Regions from separate parts of the Homo sapiens genome. Here region 1 is linked to region 2. Evidence: read pairs that join two places in POLR2A ChIA-PET (ENCODE). Cell type or tissue: GM12878. All regions are shown on one strand. Links, peaks and the distances in the headings refer to the core of each region. The heading gives the core; the rest is flanking DNA.

What was found. Peaks named below come from ENCODE experiments on the same cell type or tissue, not always from the same donor. Only the 100,000 strongest peaks of a DNase experiment are listed, where the experiment ranks them.
Region 1: POLR2A ChIA-PET joins it to region 2 with 5 read pairs; 1 of 35 experiments calls an interaction of 5 or more read pairs at or near these places.

What each region holds. Positions count from the first base shown.
Region 1 is chr14:61,866,305-61,877,017 of GRCh38, forward strand. The region is part of intron 1 of SYT16 (synaptotagmin 16); the gene reads left to right. Among named protein-coding and RNA genes, the nearest start is that of SYT16, 59 kb to the left of the region's middle. In GM12878, for the core only: no CTCF peak of the experiment used is centred there; a DNase peak (open chromatin) is centred at 6,327.
Region 2 is chr14:61,390,410-61,401,122 of GRCh38, forward strand. It overlaps PRKCH (protein kinase C eta), which reads left to right. Exons shown (of 14, transcript NM_006255.5): 2 at 816-879. Among named protein-coding and RNA genes, the nearest start is that of PRKCH-AS1, 73 kb to the left of the region's middle. In GM12878, for the core only: no CTCF peak of the experiment used is centred there; no DNase peak of the experiment used is centred there; H3K4me3 peaks cover 1,531 bases; H3K27ac peaks cover 2,775 bases.

The DNA.
Region 1 (10,713 bases), core at 1,392-9,391, 480 kb after region 2:
GAAGAGGAGGGTGGGGGAGAAAGGAAAAAATAATTGCCAAAATGTTTTCCATAGTGGCTGTACCATTTTGTATTCTCCCTAGCAATGTATGACATTTCCAGTTGCTTTACATCTTCTATTATACTTGATATCATCAATTTATTTTTATTTTTGTCATTCTCATGGTTATAACAAGGTATCTCATGTTGGTTTTAATTTGCATTTTTCCAATGACTAATGATGTTGACCATCTTCTCATATGCTTATTTGCCATCTATACCTATTCTTTGGTAATATATGTGTTCAAATCTTTTGTTCATTTAAAAATTATGTTTGTCTTATTATTGCATTATGAGGGTTCTTTAGTGTGCATACAAGTTCTTTGTCAGATATGTATTTTGCAAATACTCTCCTGTAGTCTGTGGCTTGCCTTTTAGTTTTTCTAACAGCATGCTTTAAAGAGTAAAAATTTTAAATTTTGATAAAATCCAATTATTTTTTCTTTTATATTTAGTGCCTTCTGTGTTCTACAGAAGAAATCTTTGCCTAATCCAAAGTCAAAAGAATTTTCTCCAATGTTTTTTCCTAGAAGTTTTATAGTTTTAGATGTTACATTTAGATCTGTGATGCATTTTATATTTTTGCTTATGTTGTGAGCTAAGGGTCTAGGCTCATTTTTTTTTTCATATGCACATGTAATTATTTTAATAGCACTTGTTGAGATTATCCTTTCCCGGTTGCATTATCTAGGCATTTTTCCTGAAAAGTATTTATATATGTTTGAGATTATTTCTGGAGTCTCTCTTCTCTTTCATTGTTCTATGTGTCTATCTTTATGCTAATATCATACTGCTTTGATTACTGTAGCTTTATATATAATAAGTGTTGAAATCAGGTAGTGTAAATCTTTTTCTTTTTCATTTTTTCAATCCTGTTTTGGGTAATCTAGGTCATTTTATTTCCATGTCAATTTTAGAATTAACTCATCATTTTCTGTGAATAAATTCTTCCTGGATTTTCTTGTTTGTACGTTAAAATTTGTTGAGAAAAAGAAATAAATGGCATATAGGTTGAAAAGGAGGAAGTAAAACCCTTTATTTGCTGATTTAACCTCACGGTGACTCATTTTCTCATGCGGTTTGTGAGAATTTTGCTAGTTTGTCTTCAGTGAATTTCCCCTGTAGCCAACGTCTAGAAGACCCATATGCTCTGAACTATGAATTGGAATCTACATAAAAGCTACGAGAATTAATAAATGAGTCTAACAAGATGCAAGGGAAAATATACAAAAATTGTTTTTCTATATACTAGCAATTAACTTAAAACAATATTATTTACAATGAAAATACATTACTATTTACAATAAAAAACAATACTATTTACATCAGCATAAGAAATATGACAGACTTAGGAAGTGATTTAACAAGTTTGTACTGTTGAATAGGATGACCTTGCTCCCAGTCTTGGGGGAAAGCATTTAGTCTTTTACCATTAAGTCTGCTGTTGCTTGTAGATTTTTCAAAGATGCTCTTTATGAAGTTGAGGCAGTTTCCTTCTATTCCTAGTTTGCTGAAAGTTTTGATCAAAAATAGATGTTGAATTTTGCCAAGTGCTTTTTCTGCATCTGTAGAGAAGATCATATGGTTTTCTTTAACTAGTCTGTTAATATGTTGAATTACATTGAGTTTTGAATGTTGAATCAGTCTTGTATTATTGGGATAAACTCCACTTGTTCTTATGTATTACCTCTTTTAGGTTGGGTTTCTTTGGATAACATTTTAAGAGTTTTGTGTGTCTATATTCTTGTTCATGAAAAATATTGGTCTAAATTTTCTTTCCCTAAAGTAGAGAGTAGAATAATAGTTGCCAGAGTCTGGGAAGGGTAGTCTGGGAAGGATTTAAAGAGATGTTCTTTCTCTCTTTTCTGAGAATGGTGTCTTCTCTCTTTTTTTAATCTTAATCAGTGTGATTAGAGGTTTATCAATTTTATTGTTTTTTCCAAAGAAATAACATTTGGTTTAGATTTTTTTGTTATTTAAAAAAATTTTATTTCCTTAATTTTTGCTTTCATCTGCTTATTATTACCTTTCATCTGCTTACTTTGTTATATTTTGCTCTTATTTGTCAGATTTCTTAAAATGGAAGCATTGATTTTAAATATTTGTATTTTTATAATATAAGCACTACTTTTGCTGCATTGCATTCATTTTGGTATATTTTGTCTTCATTTTTATTCATTTCAAAAAATTTTTAAATTTCCCTTTTGACTTCTTTTAATCATGGGATATTTATAAGTATGTTCTTTAGTTTCCAAATATTTGGGGGAACTGTCTAGAAACCTTTTTATTATTGATTTCTTATTTAACTCTCTTTCAATAACATTTGTATGAGATGATTCCTTTTAAATGTGTTAAGACTTGTTTTGTTGCCCAGATTATGGTCTGGGTAAATGTCCCATGTTCACTTTATAAGAATATTTTGTTTTTGTTGGTTGTTCTATAAATGCTGATTAATTTTATTGATAGTGTTTTTCTAGTGTTTTATATCCTTACTGAATTTCTGTCTACTTTTTCTATCAATTATTGAGGTTCTGGTATTAAAATATCCAACAATGCTTATGAATTAGTCTGTACATTTATCCTTCTAATTCCATCAGCATTTGCTTCATGCATTTTGAAGTTTTTTATTATCTGAATAAACATTCAAGATTTCTATGTACTCCTGATGACTTGATCCCTTTATGATTATGAAATGATCCTTTTCTTTGGTAATATTTTATTGTGAAATTTAACCTTAGTATAGCCACTCAGCTTTATTTCGGTTAGTTTTAGTGTGGTTTATCTTTTTTCTATCTTTTTTACTTGTAATAATTCTGTCTTTTTACTTAAAGAGTATTTCCTGCAGATAGCATACATAGTTGAGTATTGTCCTTTTATCCAATTTTATAGTCTGTTTTTTAGTTGGTGAGTTTAGACATTTCCATTTAAGGTTGGATTTAAACCTACCATTTTATTATTTGTTTTCTATTTGTCTTACCGTCTTTATTCTTTTTGCTTTGTTTCTACCTTCTTTTGGATTAAATGAAAATTTATTAATATTATATTTTAGGTTTTTTTGGCTTATTAGCTCTATCTTTTTTGTTGTTTAATGGTTGCTCTAGAGTTTACAGTATAACTTTTAAATTTATCAACATCTACTTTCAAATAATATTACAGTGATTTCCACATATTTTAAGAAACTTAAAATTGTATAGTTCTATTTCTCTTGGTCTTTGTGTTGTTGTCATACATTTTACTGCCACATATGTTATACACCCAACTGCTGTGGACTGAATGTTTGTATCCCTCCACAACTCACCTATTGAAGCCTAATGCCCAATGTGATGGCATTTGTAGGTGAAAGCTTTGGGAGATAGTTAGGTCAAGAGAATGGATCCCTCATGAATGAGATTAGGGTCCTTATAATAAGAGACATGAGAGAGTTTTCTTTCCCTTTTTTTGTTCTCTGCCATGTGAGGTTATGAAGAGAAGATGGCTATCTGCAAACCTGGGAGCAGGCTCTAACCAGACACTACATCTTCCAGTGCCTTGAACTTGGACTTCCCTCCCCACAGAACTGTGAGAAATAAATATTTGTTGTTTAAACCACCCAATCTGCTAATTTGTTATAGAAGCCCAAATTGACCAAGATACACAACAATATGTTATTATCTTTGCTTTAGAAGTTATCTTCTAAGTATATTAAAAATAAGAAAAAATTTATATCTAGTCACTCTTTTACCATTTCTGATGCTCTTCATCCCTTTGTGTAGATACAAATTTCCATCTGGTATTATTTGCCTTTTACTGAAGGACTTCCTTTACTATGTGCAATGATGCTCATGATATATTCTTTTAGATTTTGCATGTCTGAAAAAGTATTTACTTTCATTTTTGAAGGATATTTTTGCTAGATATAGACTTCTAGTTTGCCAGCTATTTTGTTCATTGCTTTAAATACGTTGTTCCACTGTCTTCTGACTTGCATTGTTTCTGATGAGAAATATATTGTCATTCTCATTGCTGTTCCTTTGTATGTAATGTGATATCTTTTTTTTTTCTTGCCTGCTTTTCAGTTTTTCTTTGTCACTGTTTTTTTAGATACCTGATGATGATGTACTTTAGTTTGGTGTTCTTATTGTTTCTGCTTGGGGTTTACCAAACTCCTTGGATATGTAGGTTTATAATTTTCTTCATATTGGTAAACTTTTTTGGCCAATTGTTTCTTCAAATATTTTTGCTACACTTCTTTTCTCTGAAACTCCAGTTATATGTATGGTAGGCCACATGATGTTATCTTCTTTTGAGTTTCTTTTCTTAAAAGTCTTTTTACTCTGTGTGTTTTATTTTGTCTAGGTTTTATTGCAATGTCTTCATGTCCCTAAATCTTCTACAATAACTAATCTGTTAATCTCATCAGTGTATTTTTCATCTCAGTTATTATATTATTCATCTCCATAAATTTGACCTATGTCTCTTTTTATCTTCCATTTCTGTTCTCAATATGCCTTTGTGGAGTACATTTATAATAGCCGTTTTAACTACCTTGCCTAATAATTCTATAATCTCTGTCATTACTGGGTCTGTTTCTAGTTATTGAATCCCTCCCACTCCCACTCCCCATTTTTCTTTTTTGCCTGCCTGGTAATTTTTGGTTGGATGTTAGATATTGTGAATTTTATATTGTTGGACGGTGGTTCATTTTATTTCTTTAAGTATTTTTGGCTATGTTCTGGAAGGCAGTTAAGCCAGCTTGACTTCATCTAGTTTTGTTGAAACTTGCTTTTAAACCTTTTTAGATGGGTATAAATCATCCGATAATCTACTGCTAATTTGGCCCTACTAATGAGGCAATCAACCTTTAAGTATTCCACTTTATACTCTATATATTAGTATTTTTTGCCCACTGGCTAGTGACAATGTAAATTATTCCCAGCTTTTTATGAGCTCTAGGGATTTTTTGATTGTACCTTTCTGGTGGTTCTTTTCCTGGTCTTGTTAGTTTCTTAATACACATGTGCTGATCTGTACTCAAAGACTCAAAGGAAATCCTGTCTGTGAATGTCTCTTCTGCAGTGCTTTACCCCACAAATTCTAGTCACTGTGGCTTCCCCAAACTCCACCCTGCTTCTATTCAACTCAGCAAGACTCTGTTCTGGGTCTGTTTGGGCTCCCCTTCCCTGTCCCGTGACCTGCTCTCCAGGCAGTGAGCTGGAGCACCCACAGGGATCACTTCATTCATTTATTCTTTCTCTCAGGGATCACCATTTAGTGTTGCCTGCTTTCCTGCATCTTTAAAAACCATTATTTTATATATTTTGTCCAGTGTTGTGGTTGTTTAAGGCAGAAAGATAAATTTAATCCCTATTACTATATTATGATCAGAGCTGGATTCCTTAACTTTTTCACATGAAATTACAATAATTATAAAAACAATACCGCATTATAGACAATATATTAAATGATATAAAATGCCCTTCTATAAAGTGTTGTCATAGCACATTTTCTTTCAGTAGTTTTTGTCCTCTATGAAGTTTTTAGGCAATATTGTTGGTAAAATGAGACTTTGGAGTTGCTTGACCCTACAATTTATTATCACTGTTCCATTTTTAATTCTTTTTTATTTTGGGAATATTATCTTCTTTAAGACTCATTTTCTTACCAGTAAAATGTGTGGGTAATTGTACCTTCCTTGCAATATTGTAGCAGGGATTGAAAATAAAATATGAAGTATTCAATAAATAGTAGTTATCAATAGTTTCAATTACACTATGTATGCAGCTTCATACCTTGATTTTAAAACAATTATAAACATTTGCTATATTGTCTTATAGCATTGATTGATGCATAATGAATGGCCCAATGCATACTCATAAACTCTTCCCTTATTTTTGTTTATTTCTTTGTAAATACATATTTTTAATTGATATATAATAGATGTACCTATTTTTAGAGTACATATATAATGTTTTGATACTTTCATATAATGTGTAAAGATCAAGTCAGGGTAATTGGGATATCAATCCTCTTAAATATTTATCTTTTTTTAATGTTAGGTCTTCCCTTATTTTTGGATATCTGGTTTATTTATAATTTTCTCCCTTAATATACCATCATACCTGGGGCTGTCTTATCTAAATTTAAAAGTTCTTAATACAGCCAATTTGAAGATAAGTCTTGATTTGAAACATGTTTGAGATCTTCCTGCATTAGTTCACATGAATTTAACTGGATCTCAGCAGCTTCAACTCTTCATTGTGCTTTTCCTGCCCCTTCCTGTTTCTTCTCAAGAGAAGACAATTTCTTGCTCATTATTTTCTGTGGTAACTGAGAAGAGGAACTGAGTAGAAAGGTGTTGGGCTGCTAAGACCCAGGGCACATCCCATATAGAATTCTTTCTACTCTGTTTTGTGCTTTGGGGAATACAGACGTTGGTTCAGCTGCCCTCATCACAGCTCATGGCTTCTCTTGTTTTATTCTCTTTCAGGGCAGGGAGTTAGCTCTTGTCTGGATGCCTAATTCAATCTCTATTGACTATGTTTAGTTTTGCATAAATTGTTTACACATTGGTAAAAATAATTCATTAATCTTTTCTGGTAAACAGTTACAATGACAATAATTTGATTTTGAGTAGAATACAGATGAGACTCATATTAAAACGTTGTATTCATAGGTAGGATGTATCCAAAAGCAATTTCATTAGCCTTATCTGTTTGTTTTTTTCATGAAAGGCAATCATTTGTTAAAGAGGGTTCAATGTTTTACTGAGAATGGGCCAACTAAAATATTGATTATAGATAGATCCTTCCTGGGAAAAGAGGACCCATGAGTTATAAAAACCTGTGAAATTTAAGTATATGATCTCAAATAGTCCCTAATGTTTGCTATTGCAAGCTTGGAGAGTCCTTGGTTGAAAAAGCATAATTCTTTCCCCGAAAGAGTTATAGGCTTTTCCCATTATCTGAAGAGAAACCACCATGTCACAGCCAATCAGGAATGAAATGGGATGAGAGGATGGATAGGCATTTTTTCCTGGTTCATCTCAGGCCTCTTTCTGTCATGCTGGGTTTGCCTCGCTTCTCCTTAACAAACCGTCTTTCCTTTTTCTCCTACTGTCTTTCCACCAGAGCCCTGGCTGCCACTGGCCCCTTCCTTCGTACTTACTGCCTATGCCCATTGGCCACAGAGCTTGATGTTGTTCAGAATATTCACCTGAAAATGAATCTCTTTTGTGAATAACATTTATTCATAGCCTAACTTTGATGCATTTTTAAAAAATCATTTTCTCACATGAGTAGGGGAGGTACAAAGTGAGCAAAGTGGGAAGAGAATCCATGTGTAATACCCCAAGGGTGAATATTCACAGGAGTGCTAAAATGTCCCTAATTAATGAACCATTTCCTATTCTGACCAGTAATCTAAGCTATCCATCATCATATAAAAAACAGAACTACATGTTATGATAGCCAAAAGTAGGATGATGTCTTCCTCTACCCTGTGGTCTTTTAGGAAACCATAACTGATGGCAGTTCTTTCTAGAGGTATTAAAACGGGATGGTGGGCCTTTTAAAATTTTCGTATGTATTGTGAAATGTTGGATATGTTTAGTGAGGAGTTGTCAGTGTTTTAAGTAAAGGAGAATATATTCTGCCTTCAGTAATTGCATTAATACTCAGAATAATTAATACTCAGAAAAATACTCAGATTAATACTCAGAAATACTCAGAAAAATGTGATGACCAATTTTGGAGGTGAATTTGGGGGTAAGAGCTGCTGATGGCACCAGCGTTATAGAGGATGGTGAATATGAACTGTGAACTCTAGTTGCATAGAATTTTGCAAAACAATTTTGTTCCTATTGACAAGGGACAGTCCCTTTCAAAGACATTACTGTGGAACTCTATTAAGTGCAGGAGAGGAAAGTGTGACCTGGAAATACAGTTGACCCTTGAACAATGTGGGCTTGGACTGTGTGGATCCACTCACATGTGGATGTTTTCCTACCAGACAGCATTTGCGGGATGTGAATGCCACATATCTGGAGGGCCGACTTTTTGTATGAGTGGGTTCCACAGGGCCTACTGCAGGACTTGAGTGTATGTGGATTTTTTTATATGAGGGGGTGATGGTTCCTAGAACAAATCCCTTGTGTATACCGAGGAACAACTGTACATACACAATATATTTTTATATCAGACAAGGTACAGAGAATATTTCTTTCTTGTGTCATCACACGTTTGTGCCCAGGTATTACAGTGCTTCAAAGATAAGTCTTCATACCTTTAATTTATATTTGAAAAAAAGTTAGAGTCCATCCAGATGAGACTCTTTGGGACCATAAAGTAGACAATTTTCTCTGTAGTATCCAAACTGAAAGCCTAAATGGCTCTTGTATTAAATAGGCTAGTTTTATAGAATTTAACATTTTCAGAGCCAATGCAGCAAGATTTTTTTTTTTTTTTTTTACATGTTCTAACACTTTGCACATAAGAAATTTTCCATTTGGTGTGAGGCATGTGCCAAATGATGGAATGTATTGCCACGTTAGAGTCTGGTTATTCTAAATATAAAATTAAAAGGAAAAGTAGGGAGATGAGCTCCAGAAAATGGAAAGAAAACACACTGAATTTTTTCTCTTTGGGGAGAGTTTTATTCTGGGGACATTGGAATAGTTACCTGAGCATTCAAAACTTTGCTATGCAAAGTGCAGTTGTGGATCAGTAACCTGCCTGGGAGCTTGTTAGAGCTGTGGAATTTTAGGCGTACTAAATCAGTCTACATTTTGGCACAATTGCCATGAGATTCATAAGCAGATTACAGTTTGAGAAGCATTGCTCAAAATTGATAAGGGCTGCTCTGTGCATCACCTGATATCAGTGTTATGGCTTTAGAGTATAGATGTAATGCTTCTTGATCCTTGGGGAATATTCTTATACAAAAAGGGCTGTGTCAACCTGTATCTCCCTTCTGTGACTTTGACCTTTCTATGTTTGGTTACATTCCTAGTTGGAAGTGAGGAATCAGGGAATCTTTGGGAATTAGAGAAATTTATGTGGATTGGGTGTACATAAAATAAAGACCGAAAACTCAAGAATTAGGAAAGAGATGGACAATTTTGAAGGGTAACGAAAACTTCAAGGATATTATTGGTTTTCATGTGGTTAAAACATTAAAATTTTTTTTCTCATGTAAGGTTTTTGGTTGTGGCAATAAACACCAGTGCTGGTTGATTTAAGCAGCAAATGAATTGTTTAAAAGATGCTGCTTGGTTCACAGATTCTGGGAGGGCTGGAGAGCCAGATTGTAGCTATGAAGCCAGGGACAGAGTCCAAGTCAGCCTGTAGAGCTGGGTTGGTGGATACTCCTGTTACTGCAGAGCACTAAAGGCTGCAGATGGCACCCCAGGTGCCATTGGTACCAAACCATGCATGCCTGCACCAGACCTGCATTGTGGGGCCTCTGTATTCCTTATGGCATCTCTATTCCCAGAGGGAACACTGGGTGATCTCTGTACACTGGGGTGCGTATGTCTGATTGGTGGTGTCTAGACCATGTTCCTTTGTCCCAGGTGCCAAGGAAGCTGGGAAAGCAAGTCTTTGGTATTTTTGCAGTCATTGTGGAAGGTGACCACTGCCTTGTTAGGTTGGGGAATTTCCCAAACCCAGTTCTAACCTAGGGTTCAGATACAGGTGGATAAAAAGAATGATAGATGCTTGATAGAGTTGCGTGTTTGTGTGTGTGCGTGTGTGTGTGCACATGCACGTGTGTGTGAGTGCGTGTTTACTGTGTTTACTAGGGATATTTATTTCAATAGGGCATCTTCCTGAATTTATGATGCAGGTTGATAATGGAAAAATCGGATTCATTTTGCATAATTTTGCTTTTTGGTTAAAAATGCTAACATACATATAAAATCAAGAGTACCGATACTTGTTTCAGGTTGCATTTAACCAGGAAAAATCTTGTGTTCTGTGAGATTGAACAGCTTCCTCGCACTCACGCTGAAATGTGCAGTTCATTGCATTTGCTTTCTAAATGAGAACCACATTTAATGAAACCCTGACCATGTAATCAAGATAATGAGGGATTTTTAATTTGGGTGAGTGACTCAGTTGTGGAGTACACACTTTGACTTGTGTTCGGATGGGAGGTTGAGAAATTATCACTGCCTTGGTGTACATGAGACACAAAGCAGAAAACAAAATCAGCATGCGCTGTGTCATATTTGTACTGAGATAACACCGAGGAACAGCTGTGACTCTTTCAAATGACTCCATTTGTTTGATAATTGCTGGGTAAAAATAGTGCCACTATTGGCTATTTCAGGAAGACAGATGGCGTTCTAGATTATGTTCCTTTCCTTGTACCCAAAAAGAACAGGACCAAGTCTTTCTGAAAATTACTGTCTGTGTGTGTGAAATAGCATCGGGGAAGGGGACAGCGCATTTCAAGCTTTTGCCCCGCAGGTAGGTAGGAAGCAGGGGCTGAGCCGTAAAGGAAACAGGGAATTCAATTATTCCAGCCTGAGCTAGGGTGGGAAATCAAGGCATCTGTCTGTTGCTTAGGAACAGAAATATCTTGTGCTTCAGCTACAGTTGGAGAAACCAGGTCATTTACTTTGAGAGTTCACCTACTGGTTATCCAAACAGAGCTGAAGGAGAAAGCACCTCTTTTCTCCTCCTGGCAGGGGTTGTTT
Region 2 (10,713 bases), core at 657-8,656:
CCTGTAATCCCAGCACTTTGGGAGGCTGAGGCGGGAGGATCATTTGAAGTCAGGAGTTCGAGACCAGCCTGGCCAACATGGTGAAACCCCATCTCTACTAAAAAATACAAAAACAGATCAGATGTGGTGGCACACGCCTGTAATCCCAGCTACTCAGGAGACTGAGGCAGAATTGCTTGAACCTAGGAGATGGAGGTTGCAGTGAGCTGAGATCATGCCACTGCACTCCAGCCTGGGCAACAAAGTGAAACTACCTCTCTCTCTCAAAAAAAAAAGAGTAGTGAATGCAAGGCTCCTAAACTTCCTTCCCTAGTGCTTCCTTAAGATTGACCAGACTTTGGTGGAAATATGTAGCAGAGACTCTTTATACTTTTTACTCCATAAAACTAAAGATTTGCAGTTGACCAAGCCACATGTGTTCATTACCTTGTATGTTGCCGTTATTTCTCTATTTCATATTCTTGCCATGTGGTTTAGTAAAATGCTGCTCTTATAAGCCATATGCATAAGATATGGAGGTCTCAAAAACAATTACCAAGTATGTGGATGTGCCTGTCTATATTATGACAAGCCAAAAATGGGAGAGAATAAAATTCAAGAGGAAGGAAACTGATAAAATGTGGTTTCTTTTCAGTCTTTACAGTTTTTTGAGCTTTCACTTGTTTCCCTGCCACTCTACTATTTAATGAAAGACTTAGATTTATTTGATTTGTGGCTGTGATTTACACATTAGGCCTCTCTGTGATGAATTGTTTAAGGCCCACAAAAATATTTTAAAACTAACATATAATATACATTTTTTTTTCTCTTTGTAGGTGGATCTCGAGCCAGAGGGGAAAGTATTTGTGGTAATAACCCTTACCGGGAGTTTCACTGAAGGTAAGAATGAGTTTTGGGTAGTTTCCAGAATACATGTAATCTTGGTTTACACTCAGTAGGAATTTCTATCATGGACATTATAAAAAAGAGCATGTTGTAAGAGATGCTTAAAAAATCACTTTCATAAGTTGGGCTGGCTAGTATTTTGTTGCCCAGTGGTCTATTGGTTCAGGTTGCCAAATTAAATATATTTGCTAAATCTGGCAATCTCACGTTTCATTTAACACACTCAATGAGTTTTTGTTTTTAGCCAGTGTCATCGTAGCTGAATGGTTTTTGCGTCTTTTTGGTTCATGACTGTGGAACTCTACGTCTTTGGTTTTGTGCCATCTTTTAGTTTGCCTGTGAATGTCTATGAAAGAAATTTAGGGATCCAGTTATCTTCTTTATAATCTCTATCTCATTTGTGACCTGTAAGGGATTCTGTTCTTCATCTGTGGCTACCGTACTCCCTACTCCCCCATCCAATATTTTTTTTACTTGAGGTAAAATTTATATGGGGGTGAAATGATAGATCAGAAGTGAACAATTTGAATTTTGACAAATGCATACAACTGCATAACCAGCACCCCAATCCAAGATACAGGACATTTCCATTATTGTGAACATTTCCCTGTACCCTTTTTCAATCCCCTGCTCCCAGAGGCAATAAGTAAAGTGCTTTATTTCACCACAGGTTAGTTTTACCTACCCTAGAAGTTCATATACATGGAATTATACAGTATATTCTCTTTTATGTCTGGTTTCTTTCACTCAGCATAGTTTTTAGAAGATTCATATCATTGTGTATATCAGTATTTTTTTCATTTTATTTCTGAGTAGTAGTATCCCATTATATAAATGTAGCATCCATTTGTTTACCCATTCTCCTCTTGGTGGACTTTTGGGGTTTTTCCTATTGTTGTCTATTATGAATAATGCTTTTATTAACCTTCTTACACATAAATTTTTCTGGACATAACACTTTCATTTATCTTGGATAATTATATAGGAGTGGAATTGCTGGGTAATAAAGTAGGTGTGTGTGTAACTTCAGAAGAAACTTCCAGATGGTTTCCAAAGTGGTTTTATTATACTCCCACCAGCAATGCATGAGAGTTCCAATTACTTCATATCCTCATTAACACTTTCTATGGCCATTGCTTTTCATCGTAGACATTCTAGTGGGTATGAAATTATATCCTGTGGGTAAATTTGCATTTCCCTGATGGTGAGTACTTTCTCACATGCTTATTGGTCATTTGTTTGTTTATTTGATAATTTCCAGTTCCAGTCTTTTGTCCTGTTTTCTAAAATTGGATTTGTCTTTCTATTATTGATTTAGAGGAGTTCTTTGTTTTCTGGATATGAGTCCTTTGTGAGAAATAGGTATTGTGATTACTTTTTCCCAGTCTGTGGCTTGCCTTTTCATTTTCTTAATGGTGTCTTTGAGCAAAAGTTTTAAATTTCTATGAAGTTCAATTTGTTAATCTCATCTTTTGTAGTTCATATGTTTTATGTCTTCAGAGATCTCTCTGTCATAGGATCACTAAGATATTCTCCTGTTTCTTTTTTTGTTTTTTTTTTTTAAGAAGCAAATAGTTTTAGGTTTTATGTTTAGGTCTGTATGCCTTCTTAAATTGATATTTGTGTGTGATGTTACAGAGGAGTTGAAACATTTTTTTTCAATACACGAATGCAGTTGTTCTAGCACCATTTATTAAAAGTCTCCCCTGGCCCCTTGAATCACCCTGGAACCTTTGTTGAAAATCAATTGACCATATAATGTGGGTCTGTTTCTGGATTATCTGTTCTGTCCTGTTGATCTGTTTGTCCATCTGATCTCTCTTTCTTTTCTCTACATTATGCCAGTATTACACTGTCTCATTACTGTTGCTTTATAGTGAGTCTTATGGTTACATAGTATGAGCCCTCCAACTCCGTTCTTTTTTGTATGTTTAAGGTTATTTTAGCTATTCTCAGTATTTTGCAATTTGATATCAGTTTTAGAGTCAGCTTATATATTTCCAGACAAAATCCTGCTGTATTTTGAATTGAAATTGTGTTGGATCTATAGATCAGTTTGAGGGGAATTAACATCTTAACAATCTTGAGTATCTTTAAACCCATCTGTAGTCAAATTAGTCAATTCTGTAGTCCGTGGACATGGTCTTTGCTCGTAAGGCATAGCCAGTGTGAGGTTTCAGTAGAAATCCCAAGGTGTTTTAAGCCCATTAATTTTATGTCACTCAAGCTTCTAACTCTTTCTCCTATGGGTGGGAAACAGCTGAAATCTCAGTTCCTATCTTTCAGCATCCTAGCTCTTGCTCCTGTCTGGACCTCTTAGAGTTTCCCTTGCACATGCACAGTTTAGGAAGATGTGAGGGCTTGAAGAGTTTACATATGTGGAGGTTCTTCTTTCTGTGGCCCCATCTTTCCAGGTTTTCTCCCCTCAATATCCAGTCATCTGGTAGGCTTGAATTTTGTCAATTCTGCCTTCAAGCCAATAAAACTGTGGTTCCATATTGAGTTCTATTTACCCAATCCTGCACAACCTGGGGAATAATCTGGAGAAAAGCCCTACAAATGTGGGTCTCACCTAATGCGGTTTCCCTCCTTCACGTGTCAGATTCTCTCTAGTTTGTATGTGTTTTTGGTTGTTCTCTCACATCATCAACTAGTTGTTTAAAATATATTTTCCAGGTATTTTAATCTTTTGGTGGGAGGGTTGGTCCATATCAAGCTACTTCACCATTACTAAAACCTCATGAAGATTTTTAAGCATGTGGCTTAATTGTTTGTATTTTTGGTATTGGCATTTTGCAAAATTGGTTACACTTTCTTTGAGAAATAGTTTTCTCCACTCCTTTCAGCCAACCATTCCCATTCATATGGGTGAATTGTTTTAATGTTAAAGTTTTTCAATATATCGTCTGCATTATTAAATCTTGTCTTTTTGCACAAACCTGGATTTAGCAGAAACCTAGAATACTTGACATAAAAAAAAAAACTGTTCAGGTTACAATTTGGGGGGGTGTTCTGCCTGCTCCAAGGTCTTTTTGCTTTGCTTGGTATCTTTTATGTACAGAGAAAAATGAGTCTGTTCCTAGCCTAGTCAAATAAAATCAATGTAGTATTATGGAACATTGTTGATAAAACATTCTCATCATGCACGTAGAACATGGATCAGCTATGGTAGAAAGAAACACAACAGTGAGAAAGAGGTCAGGAGGAGGAGTGGGTAAGATTCTCTCTCATTCGAGCTGAATCAACTCTCTGCATTAAGTTACAAGGGACTGGCGAAGTAAAGCAATGCATGTTAGACCAGGTCTGATTGTGCCATAATCATTACATGACTTTTTTAGAGCCATGCCAACTCTCTAGGACTAAATGCTCACCAAATACATCTGATTGTTCTCATTGTATTTATTTCTTAGTTTCAGTGATAATAAGAATGAAATGGTAAGTCATACTAGAGGTGAGTTCTTACTAGGTCATTGCAGTTGTGTCTTTCAGAGCTGACCCTGGGTAAAATTGTGAGATGAGTTGAGTTTATCTTTGGTAATTCCATCTTTGCTTTAAGCTAGTCCTTTGTCTCTGCCTACAGTTGTCCCTTACTGCAGCAAGAAGCCCAGTGGTCCCTGTCCAGAAAGAGTTGCTGATAAGGAAAACAGTTAATTCATAGGCTAATTCACACTACAGTGATAGAGATTGATGTCATAGTACTCTATTCCTCTTAGGTGTGTTTGCATATTTTAAAAGATGCTGGAAGAGCTGCTTTATCCATGAGAAATAGACTTTTAATGCTAAAATTTTAATATTGAAATCTACGGGTGGGGTATATTTTAGGAACCCCATATCTGTTCTCTGTGTCTCTGTGCGTGCATTGCTTTTTCATTTTGGCTCCTAGACTGGGGCTCAGCTTGAGCTTGCACGTTGCTGCTGCCTTTAAAACACCGCTCCCTTGTCACATGCAGAGGACGTGATGGCTGCCTGTCTGTGTTAAGTAAGAAGGAAATGGAGCCCCCCCCCGCATTTGCCTGCCACAGCTGTGGCAGCAACCTGGACCTGGCACTGAGAGCATGTCCCTAGCTTGACCTCGCTCCTGGAAGCCACCTTAGATTATGTCCAGCCATAATATGACAGGTTGGCTGGTGCAACATTTGGAGCTCTAGTTCCCATCTTGGATACTGAAAGCCTTCATGGAAAAGCAGTGTAAGGTCAGGCCTGCCCAGTGTGTTTTGGACTGTGAAAAGGGCATTGTCCTAGGATCCTGGAGGCACTGTCAAAGCTCAGGAAATGTTGGCTGATCCTCAGTCTGTCTCACATGGTTGTCTTGAAGGTCAGATGATATAATATATGGGGAAGTGCTTTGCAAACTATAAAGTACTATATGAAGGTATGTTAGTGGGATTTTCATTTCCATGTTCCTATTGTCACAGCAAGGAGATCCCAGTCATTTCCCCTACCCCTGCCCTGGGACCATCTTGTATACTCAGCAGGTTCGTTTTATCTTAACATTGACTTTATGGCCAGGCGTGGTGTCTCACACCTGTAATCCCAGCACTTTGGGAGGCTGAGGCAGGCAGATTGCTTGAGCTCAGGAGTTTGAGACCGGCCTGGGCAACATGGTGAAACACCATCTCTACAAAAAATACAAAAATTAACCAGGTGTGGTGGTGCACACTTGTAGTCTCAGCTACTTGGGAGGCTGAGGTGGGAGGATTGCCTGAGCCTGGGAAGTGGAGGTTGCAGTGAGCTGAGATAGTGCCACTGCACTCCAGCTTGGGTGACAGAGTGAAACCTTGTTTCAGAAAAAAAAAAAAAAAAAGAAAAGAAAAGACTTTATTTTATACAAGAAGCCTCAAGAATTTCATGGACAGTGGCTAGCATAATGTTGGCTTATCTCCATGCCTGTTTTCATGATCTCCTATGCGGGTTCTGCCATAAGCTCAGATTCTATAATCTCAAAGCACTCCTTTAAAAAAAATTACTTAAATTGGACGGTGGTCTGTGATATACAAGGCTGGTATTGGGGCTACTGACTGCTACTTACCTCATTTTTTAATTTTTCATTAATTATACTGAATTAGCTCAGGCAAAACTATTTTGTTAAATGTAAGACATGATTGAGAAGTGACATAAGAAAAACCTGCTGGGTGCAGACCTGTAATCACATCATAGATGCTGGAGAGATAAAGATGAACGAGACATAGACACTCTCACAGGAGCTCATAGGAGGGAAGGCAGATACATATTATGTATGCAATGCAGGGAGCCAGGTCCCATGGCAGGAATAAGCCCAGTGCATAGTGTTGGCACATGGGACTACATAATCAATTTGGCCAGGAGGGTTTAGAGAAAGCTTTTCTGGGGAGGTGATGTTTAAAACAAGTCTGAATGATAAATAGGACTGTGCCTAGAAGGGAACAGAGTTCAAGAGAGGGAGACAGTTTGTACAAGAAACGAAAAGGAGTGTGGAGGTGCTAAAGGTAGGGGGTGTGGAGGTGCTGAAGATTGGGGAGTGGGATGGGGGGATGTGGCCAGAGATTTCGGAGGGCTTATGTGTGGGCTTGCCCAGGACAGGCTCAGTTTGTTGGTTACACCAGAATAATTATACAACAGCGCCACTGTTCACTTTCAAAAGGGTGCCAGGTCAGACAATAAATTGCATGTTCACACCACTTGTAGGCTAATAGAAATGATAAGATACCAGTGAAGGGTTTTAAGCAGAGATCTGATTTGGTGGCAGTAAGTTCAAGGGTGGGGAAGGGGTGTTAGTTGATAAGACTAGATCTAAGGTGTGGAGAACCATTATAGAGACTTGGAAGGTTGTCTCAGGGCAAGATTATTAGGGCCTGAATTAGGTTGGAATATGTAGGGGTGGAGAGGAGGGGGACAGCTTTGAGAGATGTCTGTGTAGTAAAATCAGTAGGAATTAGCAATCCACTGGATGTGGAGGATGAAGAAAGAGGAGTCTCAGATGATGCTCAGATGGTGCCTCAGAGTCATTTACCAGGGTAGAAACTGGGAGAAGATGATGAATCCAGCTTTGGACAAGTGGAGTTTGAGGTGCTTGTGGGAAATCTAAGTTGCAATGTCTGGGAGAAATTGGAAATAAGATTCCGGAGTTTGGCAAGATGCCTGGGCCTGAGATGTAGCTCCAGGTGCCAGGTGGAAGACAGGCACATGGATAAAGAGGCCCATTGAGAAGATTTAGCAAGAAAACCAGCAAGGCTGACCAGCAGCAGAACTCTGTGGAGCATCAACATTTAAGTACTTTGGCTCATGAATTATAGTTTATCAAACCAACCAAACTATGCTGAAGGTTTACTTAATGAACACCCATTTTGCTAAGATATTACTTGTGAAATAGTATCTGAGTGCTTGCTGTATGCCAGGGACTGTTTCACCAGATTGTTTACCGTCTTCCAAATTGGCACCAAAATGTTTGATAATGAAGTTAGAAGAAAGAACAGAACACAAAAGGCTTTGAAAAGTAATGTTTGCATTGGTGGTAACAGTGGTTTCTTCAAAGTTTGATGATACAATGTGCTGTGTGAAGGTTTATGCCTAATGCGGGGGTAAAAAGAACAGATGAACCTACTCAAAACCTGCAGTGAGGGGTCTTCACTGAACTTAGATAGAGCAAGAAAAACTCTTTTACATTCATTGCTTTGTGGAAGTCTCTCACAGAGCTCAAGGCGTATAAAATTATCAACTGGATCAGAAACCCCTCACCACTGTTCATCTTGTTAAAGGTGTCACTCTGCATCTGTGCAGAATTCCCCTAGGCACTGAGGCAGAAGTAGAAGTGATTTATTATTTTGAAAAAGCTGCCTAATGTCAATCTTTATTCTAACTAAGCCTTCCTGAAGCTAAGAACTGGATCTGAAGTCTGATCAAATTGAAATTTATTATAGTGATGAAACAGCCCTGGATTTTTAATGCAGCCTTCAGATTCCATCATTGTTGCCATGTGTGTGATTGTCACTATGTTGGACTAATTTTTGTCTGGAAGAGTGGAGTAGCAAAAAAAAGAATAGATTGAAACAATGGAAACTGAGGAAAATGCATTAAACTAAATTCATAACTGCTTTAATTGGAAGAGAAACAACAGAAAGAAATTAAAGTATGACATCATCTTATGTGAGGACAAAAAGATGTAGCTGGATTATTATGCTACTAAGAAATATGGTGTAAGATTTTACGATTTGAAGAGAACATAGTTTGCAGTAAATGAAGTTTGCTTGGACTCAGGGAACCACAAACTTAAATGGTTGGCCCACAAATAAAAAACCAGACATGATGTGTCTCCTGATGGAAGCCCACACAACATCGTGATCTTGCCAAAAAGTAGAGGTAGTTTTGCCCAAAACTCAAGCCTTAGACCAGTCAGGCTTCCAGATCCAACCACCAGTTAAGAGGAAATATAGGGGACAGAGGAGCATTTTAAGTTACACCATGGGATGTAATCAGCAAAATCCAGACTGTGGAAAAATTTTACAGGAAAAGAGACTTGGTTTCTTCTACCAAACATTGGAAGAAAAAAGTAAAGGAAAGAGAACCAAAGTAACAAGAGAGAGGCATATTAATCATTTGCAATATATGGGCCACATTTTATCCCAATTCAAACACAAATTATAAAAGAAACATTAACTCCCAGGAGGCAAGTGAAGAAATGGAAACCGTGCCTGGATCTGTGAGGATATTACAGAATTGTTGATGTTATTTAGGTGTGATTGTGGTATTGTGGTTACTTAAAACAAAAAGAACATCCATTAGAAATACACTTAAAAATATTTACTGATGATATGATATGACATCTGGGCTTTACTTCAGAATAATGCAGAGGTGGGCAGAGGAGATGGGATAGAATTGAAACCCGATTAGCCATGAGTTGTTTACTGAAGCTGGGTGATGATTATATGTTGCATGTGGTTTATTATAGTATTCTACTTTTGCATGTATTTGAAATTTTCATTAATAAGTTAAAAAGTAAAATAAAATGACAAATTTCAAGAATATCTGCTTCTTAAACAAAAACCAGAATCTGGGTTATGACATCAAAATGATGCTTGAACTTGAACATTTTACCTCTTTCCACTTACAAATTAAAGCTGGAGGGTTTTTTAATGTATATGTTTTATCCATGATTCTCAGTTTTTATGTATGATGAAAAAGTAAGTTAAAAATTTTAAATGACTAAAGTACTGTGCTTCAGAAAGACTTTTTTAAATTGCTAAATAAATAATAAGCTGTGAGTCAAAAACTGCAGGTAGGAACAGGTGAGTAAGATAATTCCTTTTGTTCCGTCATAAAGTTCTCACTCACAGTGAATGACAAGTAGATTATCTCCTACTAATAATTACATAACATTTTGCAGTTGCGAAGTTTAATTTTAAGGTAGTTTCCTAAAAGAATAAAGTAAATCAGAAGGATTAATGGTAGAAGTATCTTTATAAAGATAGTAAGAAAAAGGTTCTTAGTGTACTTGTTTCTTCCCCAGAGTTCCCAAGGCAAACATAAAGGTATTCTATTTTGTACAAGTTTTTGGGGAAGGAAAACTTCCTCAAAAACAAAACCCTGACAAAGAACCTGTTATTTGTGAATTTGAAGCTTGTTTAGAAAAAAAAGGCCTTTTACTTCTGCTAAAACCTTGAATTGTTCCTTATTTGAGACATTTAATATGTAACTTGGAAAAGATATACATTTGTCCTGGGGAGACAATGGAAAGGCACTTGAATTTTGGCATCTGCTTTTTCTCTCTACTAAGGCAGTGCACAATGGTGCAGAATAAGAGTCTGATCTTTTTCTTTTTGTCCCATTGCCTCAGTTTTTAGCTCACATTTCTTGTCTCAAGCCCACTGGTTTACAAATAATTACGTTCTCTGCTAAGTCATGTGGCACATGGACCATCAAGGCAGATGAAGCATGTGTTACTGCTTTGAAGCTGCAGCCCACAGTTACCCCCTGTATCAACACTTCAGATGCATGTCATTTTTAAAGAGAAAAAGTGATTTCTGGTGGTAGTTGATTTATAGCATTCCTTTCTCAGATTTCAAGCCTGGTGACAAGTTGTTGATTTAATTTTTTTAAAATGTAGCTTTAAAAAAATTTATTCTTTTGGCATATTAGCTTGAAGAATGAGTGACCACTTTAGTTTTTGTGTTTGTTTTTTGCTGGTCTAAGCAATTGTGGCTATCAGGTTGAAGACAGGGTAGGAGAGAAAGAAAGGAATTGAGGGAATGGGAGAATAGGAACTGGAAACGGGCGAATGATGTTTTTAAAGGATTGAGACTAATTGTCCCTTGTCATAGATGCTCTCTCGTCTTCTCCATAATATCTAGCTCATTTGTTGAATGCCTTCTGAGGACCAGACACTGGAGTTGGCTTGTAATTTAGCAAATAGCAATGGGAGCCCTCATTTTATTTTCTGGTAGCAGGATAAACTCTTACCTAGTAACTGAGTACCTCTACGTGTTCATACCATGCTATATATTATTCCATTTTCTCTCTATAACAAATTTCTGAGGCTGTTGTAATTCTCAGTATGCAAATGGTGAACCAGACTCAGAGACGCTAATTTACTATGGTCTTTCCTGGATAGTAAGTGCCAGAGCCCAGACACAAGCTCAGATTGCAATGCTGAGGTCCAAGATCTTTCTACACCATCCAGCTATCTGAGGAGTTGGGGGTGGGGGGGCAGCATTTTAGTTTTTTTCTTTATTCCATCTTAGAGGAAAACTGTCCTCAGGATAGCATAATCCCACCCTCCAGAGAGTCTTGTCTTTTGGGATGATGTCTTTTTGCAAGGCTTCCCTTGAGTTCCTCCTCCTTAAACTGGAGGACCAA